3 separate regions of the Homo sapiens genome follow, and all the other regions are linked to region 1. The links are chromatin contacts, found by Hi-C or POLR2A ChIA-PET in ENCODE. All regions are on one chromosome and are shown on one strand. The core of a region is the stretch at or near the end of the contact, and the rest is flanking DNA. Distances in the headings are between cores, read along the strand shown.

Region 1 (3,715 bases), core at 1,216-3,715:
CGGAGATAGTCTTGCTCTGTCGCCCAGGCTGGAGTGCAGTGGCACAATCTCGGCTCACTGCAACCTCCCCTCCTAGGTTCAAGTGATTCTGTCTCAGCCTCCCCAATAGCTGGGACTACAGGCACGCGCCACCATGCCCTGCTAATTTTTTGTATTTTTAGTAGAGACAGGGTTTCACCATGTTGCCCAAGCTGGTCCCGAACTCCTGATCTCAGGCAATTCGCCCGCCTCGGCCTCCCAAAGTGGTAGGATTACAGGCGTGAGCCACCGCGTCCGGCCAAGTGTTATAGTCTTTTGTGCAGACCAAGTAGTGGCCAATAAATCTTGTAGAAACTAAAGTACTCATTTGCTTTTAACTAGGCCAAGACTAGAATAGCGTGATCTGTAAGTAAAATAACAGCCATTTCCCCAAATATCAAAGCCAAAGCTCTCCTGCTGTGTAGGTGAGATGAAGGGGCTTAAAAGTGAAGATTAAATCCACTTCAAAGTGTAAAGAGTATCCATCCATTTATCATTGCAGCAACGTTGCAACGTGAACAATCCGATTCCAAATACAAAACAGCTTAATTCAGTCTCTTTGCCGTACTCACATCCATAGCACAAAATACCCGGCAGGGCCCTGGAATGAGCACCACTGCGGTTAATAATCTACTCTATAAATACTGGACGAATCCAAATTTTTACTGGATTACACAGAATACGTTTTTAAAAAATCCAAAGAGTTTTAGATGTTACAACAGGGTTCCATCAAATACCACGTTTCCAAATCTTACCACCAGAATGTGTATCCATTTCAACTGCAATTATTTTGTGTCTAAAACTGTGTACTCTGCTTTGCAACAGGATAAACCCGGTGGATAAAAGCTGAAATCCGACCCTGTCCTAATTAAGAGGCTAAGAAAAATGGAGAACCGCGCTGGCGTGGAGTTGATACAGAAACACTGCAAGGGCTGGGGACAGGGCTTAGTTCGTGGAATACACAGGCAGCACCACCAACCCGGCTCTCCGGAAAAGAGAAAGTCCAGTGAGAAAGGTGAAAACTGACAAGGCACCGTTCTCCGACTTGCTGAAAAAAAGACAATGCAAATAGAGCAGGGTCCAAGGCGGAAGAAAATCAGAGAAAAGCAGGCAGCCAAGCGTGGCGAACACAGCTCTCGGGGCCACCCCGGAGGGGACCCGCGGCGGCCGCAGCGGGGCGGAGGCCGAAGCCGAGGCCGCCCCGGAACCAGAGAGCCAGGCGGGAAGTGCACAAAGGCACGAGGCCACGCCCAGGAGGGGCGGGCCCTTTGGCCGGAAGGGGGGGGGCCGGCGCGCGGGGCCGGTCGCCTAGGCAACGGGCTCGCGTGGCGTCCAGGCTTCTCAGAAAGCCCAAAATCCGGGAGCTTTGGGAGGGTAGAGGGGCGACGCGGGGGAGGGCGGTCCGGGGAGCTGAATGGCCTCAGGACGCCGGCCGACCGGGTGTCTGCATACTGTGGGCGGCCTTTCCAAGTGTGGGGAGCGGCCTCCGAGAACGGTGTCCATGACACAGGGCGGGAAGAGATAAGGCCTAGGGAAGGCGCCCCTCGGGCCTATCCACCTCTTCTGGGGCTCGGCACTAGGAAGCAGCTTCCCTCTCAGGCCCCTTTGTCTCCAAGCCGTTCCAAACTGAGTACCGGGAGACGACACAAAGGGAGGGCGGTGACGGATGGCGCAGGCGCGGGAGCCGCCTAGGCTGCTGGGAGTGGTGGTCCGGCCGCGGAATGGGTAGGTCTCCCGCGCACTCTGCGGCCGCAGCTCAAAGGACACCGAGAGGGTGCCAGTGCGCATGCGCCGCCACTTCCGCCCGTGCCCGGCCCTCCCCTTCCTTCCGCCTCCCGGAGGACTTGGGTTTCTAGTAGTAAGAGTCCGGGGGGCATTACTCACGGTCTCCCCGCCTCCTCTTCATCGTGATTGGGCTGTCAAAGTGATGTTGGCAAGTAGATTGGCTACTGCGGTTGCCAGTTCTGTTTCGGGCCCTACTTATACTGCTCTGTGGGGCGGGGACGAAGAGTCAGGGGCTGAGGAGCGAGTTGCGGTAGTTGCTGTGTACCATGGTCTCGGAGGTTTCTGTCCCGCGGCCCGTTAGGTCCTGGTCGGGTTTTCAGCGAAGCAGGCCGCTCCCCTGCGTTTCCCAGCGGGCGTGCTGTGCCGCCCAACAGGCTCTGCCTCCAAGTGCCAAAAACTCCTAGTAAAGTTTGCGCCTCGCCCGCCGTCCACACCCCAGCGGCCCTGACGCTGTCCCCTCCGCGACCCTCGCCTCTGGAAAAAGTGACAGGCAAGGCCACGCCCCCGCGAGGGCCGGCCTGGAGCCCGCAGCCCCCAGGGCCTGGGACGGTGAGGGGCGTGAATGCGGCGGGGGGCGGGGCCGTTGCCGGGGGAGGGGGCCGGGGCGCATGCGCGCTGCGCAGCGGGGCTGAATGTTTCCCAAGTGTTTGAAACTGGTATTTGGGTTTTCCACGTTGGACAAGTGCGGCTCGGCGGCCAGCGGAGCGCGCCCCTTCCCGCTGCCCGCTCCGCTCCTCTCTTCTACCCAGCCCAGTGGGCGAGTGGGCAGCGGCGGCCGCGGCGCTGGGCCCTCTCCCGCCGGTGTGTGCGCGCTCGTACGCGCGGCCCCCGGCGCCAGCCCCGCCGCCTGAGAGGGGGCCTGCGCCGCCGGCCGGGGCGTGCGCCCGGGAGCCACCGCCACCGCGGCCCGCGCCCTCAGGCGCTGGGGTCCCCGCGGACCCGGAGGCGGCGGACGGGCTCGGCAGATGTAGCCGCCGGGCCGAAGCAGGAGCCGGCGGGGGGGCGCCGGGAGAGCGAGGGCTTTGCATTTTGCAGTGCTATTTTTTGAGGGGGGCGGGGGGTGGAGGAAGCGGAAAGCCGCGCCGAGTCGCCGGGGACCTCCGGGGTGAACCATGTTGAGTCCTGCCAACGGGGAGCAGCTCCACCTGGTGAACTATGTGGAGGACTACCTGGACTCCATCGAGTCCCTGCCTTTCGACTTGCAGAGAAATGTCTCGCTGATGCGGGAGATCGACGCGAAATACCAAGGTACGGCCGGGTGATGGATGGGCGGGGGCGGCCGCCTCCTTCCCGGCGGGTCCGGGCGCGCCGCGGAGCCGGGCCGGTCCTGCCGTGGACCGGAGGAAGCGGCCGGCTCCGCAGCGGCGGCCCTCGGCAGGGGCAGGAACAAAAGGTCTGGAGCGCCTTTGATTCGCCAAGGTCCTTGTGTGCAAAGCCCGGGACACGGAGGAGGAAGGAGGCGCGAGAGGTCTCGCTGCAAGGCTGCGCGACCAAAGCGCTCTTTGTAGTGAAGTGATGAGGCGGGTGCTGCGGGGGAGGGGGCGGCGGGTCCAAGCCGCGTCCTCTAGGAGGGGGTGCAGATTACGGCGCGAGATGGAGGGATGTGCCGGCGCCTGGGGCTATAGGGCGCCGAGACGGGGCTGCAGGAGGAGGGCGGCTGTGGGCCGGGGTTCCCGCGGACCCGGTGCCTCGGTCCCGGGCAACGCCGTTCCTCTGGCCCTTCTTCGTCGCCCCCCACTCAGTCCCGAATCTGAGTGTTACATAAAGTACCGGGTAGTACTCCGCTCGGGGTAGGTCGGCCGCCCCCGCCCAGCCCCCTCCGGCCCTCACTTGGAGCTGGACACCGAGTAGGGGCCGACTGCGAGGGGCGACGCCGCCGGTTGTAGTTTGCGGAGGACGAGGGCTTTTCTCT
Region 2 (3,732 bases), core at 932-3,431, 3.4 Mb after region 1:
TTCACTGGCTTGTTTAAAGTGGAGCACAGAGCCTGACCAAGTTGTGGCATCTCCAAACCTCCTTCTCTCCGAGGGATCCTCCAGGGTGCCTGACCCCCACGCCTGTCGGAAGTGGGGCCGAGTGCCCGCAGGCCGGTGAAGCTGCCTTCTGGGAGACTCAGGGTCTGAGTATCTGGTCTGAGACTCTGGTCTTCCCTCGCCCTCCTGTTCTACTTCCCATGCCTTCTGTAAAGTCCTGCCGTGGCCTGAAGTGTAGCCCTTCCTGGAGTACACAGCGAGCATGCTGTGCCGGCTGTGGGCCCCCCACCCCCGAGCCGCAAAGCCCCAGGCCGCCTCTGCCTGCTGCCTGGAGACCTGGCACTGCCCCACAGGGGCACCCACCTCCAGCCCTCCTGCCCCCGTGACTGAGGAAGCCCAGTGCTTCTCACACTCCTCAGACTCGCTGGCTGAGCCAAGCAGCCTTGGCTGAAGGAAAGAGCAGCAAACTGACCCCCACGGGCCGCGACCTTTCCCCACCCAGGCAAGGCGACCTCAGGCACTTCAGGGAGCGCCAGCTCTGGCTTTCTTGTATGAAAGTGACAGCGGATTTAAACCACATTAACAAAAGAAATCCCTCCTCTCTGGACTACTCAAAGCGGAAGTGCTGCCACATCCTAGCTGCAGCGCTTCTGGGCCAAATATCAAGACAGTGTCTCAGCGATGATCCGCAAACCAAAATAAAGCCGACAGGAAACAGCCCGCTGGTTTAGGGGAGCTGGAATGCCTCCGGCAGCATCAAATGTCATCAACAACTGACACTCAGCCCGTTCCCGGAGGCCTCTTCACACGGGAAGAGGCCGGCTGCGAAGTGCGGCTCAGTGGGGGAGAAGGACCGTGGGGACCGCGACACTGCAGGCCCTGGAAGCCTCTCCAGCCTGAACCGCGCTGTGGTCCAGCACACTCATGGCATGAATATGGAACAGTCACTCCAGGAAACGGTCTTGCTCTGGGGGAGGGGGAGGACTTCCACATCACTCTCCCAAGATAAAACAACCAGGGAAAAGCAGATCCCTCCAGATAAACCAGAAGTCCAGACACAGCCTCCTCTCCGGAAACGCCTCCGGGAGCCCACTTCAGAAGCTGCTGAAGCCCAGAGAAAAACCGCAGCCTCGCAGGCCCTGGTCGCCACCAGCTCGCCCGCCACTTCTCAGTGGAAAGGGACGTGGTGCCGATGGGTCCGGGGTCTCCCCGCCCCGCGGGAGCCCTCAGCCAGAACGCCCCACCAGCACACACGCACACATGCACACACACAAACGCGCGCACACACACGCGCCCACACACAAATACACACGCGCGCACACATGCATCCACACACAAATACGCACCCACACATGCACCCACAAACGCACGCGCACACACACCGCCCACACATGGACACACAAACACAAGCACACACAAACACGCGCGCACGCAGGCACAGACGCGCGCGCACAGCAGCAGCAGCGCGCCGGGGCCTCACGCCCCTGGGGAGAAGCGTGAAGGAGCCTCCACATTCCCCGGAAAGGAAGTTTCTGGGCGCAGCGGAGAAAGGGAGATGCCGAGACCCCGACGTCAGTGGATTTGACACCTGAAGTGCAGGCGCCCAGACAGCCTCAGGCGCGCGCACTCCTGCAAACACGCGGGGCACACGCTCGGGCGCACACGCGGACAGACGTCCCTCGGCGCAGGGACCCCACCTCCTCCGCCGCTACCAGGGACCGGGGCCGCTCCGGGCGCAGAGGAGGCGCAGGGAGCCGCGTTACCCCGGAGCCGACTCGACCCAGCCCGAGGCCCGGGGAGGCGGGGAGGTGGGGAGGGGCCGCGGAGCCGGACCAGCCGTTCTCCGGGGAGCGCGCCGCGCCTGGAGGGCGTCTCCGCCGGGGTCCCCAGCAAGGATCTGCGGAGGGGAGGCGGGCGCGGGAGAGGACAGGGTCGGGCCGGGGGGTCGGACGCGTGGCTGCCGGCGGACACTCACCGATCTTGATCTTCACGCTCTGGAAGACCCGGAGCCCCTCGTCCTCCACCGCCATGCTGCGCGTCCGCGCCCGCCGAGCCTCGCCCCAAGCGCGCGCCGAGCCCGGGCAGCTCAGGCCGAGCAGGAGGAGCGGCGGCGCCGGAGCCCCGAGCGCGGCCGAGGGTCCGCCCGCCTGCAAGACCGCCAGTTGGCCGAGGGCGAGGGCGGGGACCGGGAGGCTCCGCCCGCGGCCCGGCCCCTGCTCCCAACTGGCCCGGGCCCTGCAGGGGCGGGGTTGGCAGGGACGGCGCTGGCGGGTGGCGGAGACCCGGGGGGCGCAGGGATCGGCTTCCCCCGAGGCCTCGGCCCCCGCCCCCGCCCCGCGGATTGGCCGCTGAGCGGAAGGGACCCCAGCGGGCTGCCTGGCGGAAGAGACGAAGGAAGGTCGCCGGCGCGGCCCGGGCCCGCTGAGCGAGGCTGAGCGATTGACTCGCGGACGAACTTTGCCAAGAGAAGTTCACGTACAACGATCTGGCAGGGGAGGAATCCCGCGCCCAGCCCCAGCTCCTGAGATGCGATCCGAAGGCACCTGCTGCAGACGCACGAGGGGGGCGGGGACACATACACGCACACACAGCCCCCCACCCCAGACCTCCGGCATGGGCAGGTCCCCCCCCCAAGTCCCCCTGCAGACCCCAGCATGGGCAGGTCTCCCCCCCCCCAGTCCCCCTGCAGACCCCGGCATGGGCAGGTCTCCCCCCCCCAGTCCCCCTGCAGACCCCGGCATGGGCAGGTCTCCCCCCCCAGTCCCCCTGCAGACCCCGGCATGGGCAGGTCCCCCCCAGTCCCCCTGCAGACCCCGGCATGGGCAGGTCCCCCCCCAGTCCCCCTGCAGACCCCGGCACGGGCAGGTCCCCCCCCAGTCCCCCTGCAGACCCCGGCACCGGCAGGTCTCCCCCACCCAGTCCCCCTGCAGACCCCAGCATGAGCAGGTCCCCCCCCAGTCCCCCTGCAGACCCCAGCATGAGCAGGTCCCCCCCCCAAGTCCCCCTGCAGACCCCAGCATGGGCAGGTCCCCCCCCAGTCCCCTGCAGACCCCGGCATGGGCAGGTCCCCCCCCAGTCCCCCTGCAGACCCCGGCATGGGCAGGTCCCCCCCCCAAGTCCCCCTGCAGACCCCGGCATGGGCAGGTCCCCCCCCAGTTCCCCTGCAGACCCCGGCATGGGCAGGTCCCCCCCCAGTCCCCCTGCAGACCCCGGCATGAGCAGGTCCCCCCCCAGTCCCCCTGCAGACCCCGGCATGAGCAGGTCCCCCCCCCAAGTCCCCCTGCAGACCCCGGCATGGGCAGGTCCCCCCCCAAGTCCCCTTGCAGACCCCAGCATGGGCAGGTCCCCCCCCAAGTCCCCCTGCAGACCCCGGCATGGGCAGGTCCCCCCCCAGTCCCCCTGCAGACCCCAGCATGGGCAGGTACCACCCTTACCTCCCTTTCTTCTGTCTCGAGGTCTCCTCCTCCCTGACCTCCTCTCTGAGGAGTATGTTTGTGTGTGTGTATGAACTGTAGGTGTGTATATGAACTGAGACTACACTCCCTCCTCTATGTTGCAAAACTTCATTGCACCCAGTGCCACACACACACCCTACACATATATACACACATACATATACCACACATACACTACATATACATATACATACACATAGACACCACACACAGACACCACACACATACTACACACGTGTACACACATACATATACACAC
Region 3 (3,598 bases), core at 423-2,922, 3.6 Mb after region 1:
CAGTGAAGGGAGAAGTGGAAATACTCAAGGTTCTGGGGAAGGTCAAATGAAGGGTCCCTCACATTGGCTGAGGCCAACCTGGCTTCAGAGGTGTGCAGAGGCACCAGGCCGAGAACAGGGCTTTGCAGTGGTGAGGGCAAAACATGAACACAAGAAATACCCTAAGTTACTGACCTGGTTGTGCCTGGTGACAGATGGGACCAGCTCTTTTCTCCATTTGGTAATTTTGGAAAATTTGGCAGAGTTAATAAAGAAATCCCCTTGGTGCAAGATTGCTACAATAAGAATCTATTATAGATGGCAGATGTGAAGTTCACAGTCCTTTTTATTATCCTAACCTAGTAACATGACTAGAGGTAAAATTAAATATTGAGTTAGATGATTGTTTAATATTTTAAAACCAGAGGGAAGACATACAAATAGATTGAGAGCAGTTTCTTTCTAAAGATAATCAGAATATATCTCCTATATTTTAAACACTGCAGGAACAGTCAAAATTTTAAAATAAATGGTTTCCACATTTTTTTATCCCCATCTCTCCCCCTGACTATATAGTAAAATATTTTATTTGGCAACCACGTTTTCCTACTTTTAATCACACATCATCAGAGCTTTTCATCAGCCTAACTAGTCTTCCTACTCACTGAGTTGTGACGAAAGCCTGGTCTAGGCACTTTTACCACGGCCATGTTTTTGTTAAGATCCCTGCAGACTGTGAACTATGAAAACCAGCCCCTGGCCCCGCTTGTGGGTGCTGCAGAGCCGCGTGTGAACTGCTCCTAGGAAACCGCGTCTCTGGGCAGGGTGGCTCTCGGGCCGTGGATCCGCCTAAAAGCTTTTCTGCCAGTGACGCCCTTGGTCTCTGGATGTGTTCACGCCTCAGTGATTTTACTCTCTGGTTTCTTGTGTGTGCTTGAGATTCTTGAGAGAAAGCGTGCTGCAGATGAAAAATGCAGCCTACATGAAAAAGAGAAGGGGAAAGCCATTTTAAAATAACTTCCATGTAAGTTACTGTAATCAAAGTGCTGCTGCCTGTGTGTTCATAAAAAAATATGTGCAAGGGCCCGGAGCGGTGGCTCATGCCTGTAATCCCAGCACTTTGGGAGGCCGAGGTGGGCGGATCACTTGAGGTCAGGAGTTACCGAGACCATCCTGGCCAACAAGGTGAAACCCCGTCTCTACTTTAAAAAAACAAAAAAATTAGCCAGGGGTGGTGGCGCGTGCCTGTAGGTCCCAGCCACTCAGGAGGCTGAGGCAGAGGCTGCAGTGAGCCGAGATCGCGCCACTGCACTCCGGTCTGGGCGACAGAGCGAGACTGTCTCCAAAAAAATTAAGAATTCAAATGTGAACCCGGCTTTCATGGCGCCCCGGCCACGGAGAGCCTGGGGGAGTGGGATAAAAACGGTGCTGGGATGGGAGGGCGGCTTGTCCGCGAACTCCTCCCACCACGCCCGGACCAAAGCCGCCGGCGCCCCGCTTCCGGGGCCGCCCTAAACCGCGGCCGCCGCTCCCTGAGGGGCCGCCTGACCCGGCGGAAAGCCAGGCTGTGTGGCCGGAGGTCACCACCCCGACCCCGACTAGTCCCGCAGCGCCTGACCCCTTCGTGGGCGGCCCCGACCGCCGCGGCTCGAGGAGGGGCGGGGCTGGGGCGGCCGAGCTCTCGCGAGGTTTCGTCGGGGGCTGGCGGCTGCGGCTCGGCGGAGAGTGCGGCATGCGCTCGGAAAAGGAGGGGGCCGGAGGCCTTCGGGCGGCCGTTGCCGCGCGGGGCCCGAGCGGGAGGGAGAAGCTGTCGGCCCTAGAAGTGCAGTTCCACCGCGACTCGCAGCAGCAGGAGGCTGAGACGCCGCCAACTTCGTCCTCCGGTTGCGGGGGCGGTGCGGGCAAACCTCGCGAGGAGAAGAGGACGGCCCTGAGCAAGGTGGGGACGGGGGCGGGGCGCGCAAACCTCGCGAGGAGAGGACGGCCCTGAGTGGAGGGAGGGGAGGGAGGGGAGGGAGGGGCGGGGGCCGGGCCTCCCAGCGCGGTACGCGGTGCCTTTTGAGCTCCTTGTCCACGCTCCGCCCCGGTGGGAACGGCCGCGCGCTCCCCGCAGGTGGTCATCCGCCGCCTGCCTCCGGGCCTCACCAAGGAGCAGCTGGAGGAGCAGCTGCGCCCGCTGCCAGCACACGACTACTTCGAGTTCTTCGCCGCCGACCTGAGGTGAGGCCCGCCCCGAGGGGAGGAAGAGAGGGCGGAACCCAGAGCTCGGCGGCGGTGGCCGTCTCGTTGCCTTACGTTCCTTACCCTGATTTCTCCTATATGGGAGTCGTGTGAGCTTTTTGAATAAATACATTTCAGTAAAACGTGTCCGTTCCGTCAAAGAAAAATACCACCAACAAAGAAACACAGATGTGGTTTACATGAAAAATGCGGATGATTTTCAGACGGCTAACGCTTAGGAAAGCGGGTGCCTTTGAAAGGACCAGCGTTGCCCGCCCGGCGCCTCCCGGGCTTCCCTGCTCGTCCGCGGACGGGGCGCTGCGGGGCCGGGGGGCGCCGGCTCTTCCTGTGGCCTCCACGCTGGTGCCGCAGCCAGTGCGGTTTTAAATACCGGAGAAGGTCCCCAAGTCAGGAGAGTCTCTCGGCGCCACGGGTTCCTCTGGGAGTGCGCCCTGGCCTTGCCTTAGGGTTTCAGCCTCGGAGGACCGGTTCTGGGCAGTGGAGAAGGGACCTGAGTTCTGCCTTGTAAAGTTAACGTTTTGCGTTTGTTTTTGCTAAAGAATATCCAAGTTGTTACAATTAACTGAGATGATTTGGCACAAAAGTTTTATCTAAAGTAGTTTGTTGTGCCCAGAAAAGGAAAAAGAGGCTAAATTAATGGACTATTGTATTTTTCACTGACCATTTTCACTGTTATCTCTTATTTCAGTCTTTATCCTCATCTCTACTCAAGAGCATACATTAATTTTAGGAATCCTGATGACATCCTTCTTTTTAGAGATCGTTTTGATGGATATATCTTCCTTGACAGCAAAGGTTGGATTATTGGTTTTTAAAAATCTATTATAATCTGTAGGTATACTAATGAAGTATTGCTAGAATATTCGTGCTTTTTAAATTATTATTATTTTTTGAGACAGGGTCTTGCTCTGTTGCCCAGGCTGGAGTGCAGCAGCCGCAATCACGGCTCACTGCAGCCTCACACTGCGGCTCAAGCAATCCTCCAGCCTCCTAGGTAGCAGGGACCACAGGCGTGTGCCACCATGATCGGCTGATTTAAAAAAAAAATTGTGTAGAGACGGGGGTCTCACTGTGTTGCCCAGGCTGGTCTTGAACTCCTGGCTTCAAGTGATCCTCCCACCTCAGCCTCCCAAAGTGCTGGGATTACAGGCGTGAGCCACAGCATCCGGTCTATTTGTGCATTTTAATTAAAAAGTTCTCAGACTAAAATAAGTTTATAAATTTTGATTATGTTACTGTAATTATGTGCAGATATTAAAAATTGAAATTATTTAATTTTATTATTTAATCCAAAAAAATTCCAGAAATTCTGTGTAATAGTGACAGCCTATTTATGTATTATCATCAGAGAATGAAGGTTTTCATGAGTGAGTTTGTT

Evidence for each region. A loop is a pair of places that touch in the nucleus more often than their neighbours do. ChIA-PET counts read pairs that join two places held with the same protein, here RNA polymerase II (POLR2A). Pooled maps may share reads with other maps.
Region 2: a pooled map shows a loop between it and region 1 (11-fold over the local background). The contact joins the promoter of RASA3 here to the promoter of ING1 in region 1. A Hi-C loop is called at or near these places in 4 of 37 single-sample maps with no recorded cell type and 12 of 50 pooled maps.
Region 3: a loop to region 1 is called in a pooled map, with 22 times the contacts of the local background. The contact joins the promoter of UPF3A here to the promoter of ING1 in region 1. A Hi-C loop is called at or near these places in 4 of 50 pooled maps. POLR2A ChIA-PET finds 5 or more read pairs at or near these places in 2 of 52 experiments (A673 and BJ).

What each region holds. Positions count from the first base shown.
Region 1 is chr13:110,711,235-110,714,949 of GRCh38, forward strand. It overlaps ING1 (inhibitor of growth family member 1), which reads left to right and starts at 2,466. Exons shown (of 2, transcript NM_198219.3): 1 at 2,466-3,051. The coding sequence starts at 2,916. It also overlaps a transcript of CARS2 not described here. RefSeq lists enhancers at 893-982, 1,583-1,632 and silencers at 1,123-1,462, 1,136-1,304, 2,303-2,652, 2,663-2,852, 3,013-3,302 and 2 more.
Region 2 is chr13:114,130,442-114,134,173 of GRCh38, forward strand. It overlaps RASA3 (RAS p21 protein activator 3), which reads right to left and starts at 2,182. Exons shown (of 24, transcript NM_007368.4): 1 at 1,994-2,182. The coding sequence starts at 2,048. LOC107987192 (a long non-coding RNA gene) reads right to left here and starts at 562. Exons shown (of 2, transcript XR_001750050.2): 1 at 1-562. RefSeq lists enhancers at 1-19, 58-317, 608-1,107, 1,278-1,905 and silencers at 1,698-2,357, 2,388-2,487.
Region 3 is chr13:114,279,929-114,283,526 of GRCh38, forward strand. UPF3A (UPF3A regulator of nonsense mediated mRNA decay) reads left to right here and starts at 1,673. Exons shown (of 10, transcript NM_023011.4): 1 at 1,673-1,918; 2 at 2,093-2,199; 3 at 2,909-3,015. The coding sequence starts at 1,712. LOC105370384 (a long non-coding RNA gene) reads right to left here and starts at 1,141. Exons shown (of 4, transcript XR_007063887.1): 1 at 175-1,141. RefSeq lists enhancers at 901-1,200, 1,654-2,341 and silencers at 1,421-1,690, 1,921-2,100, 2,481-2,690.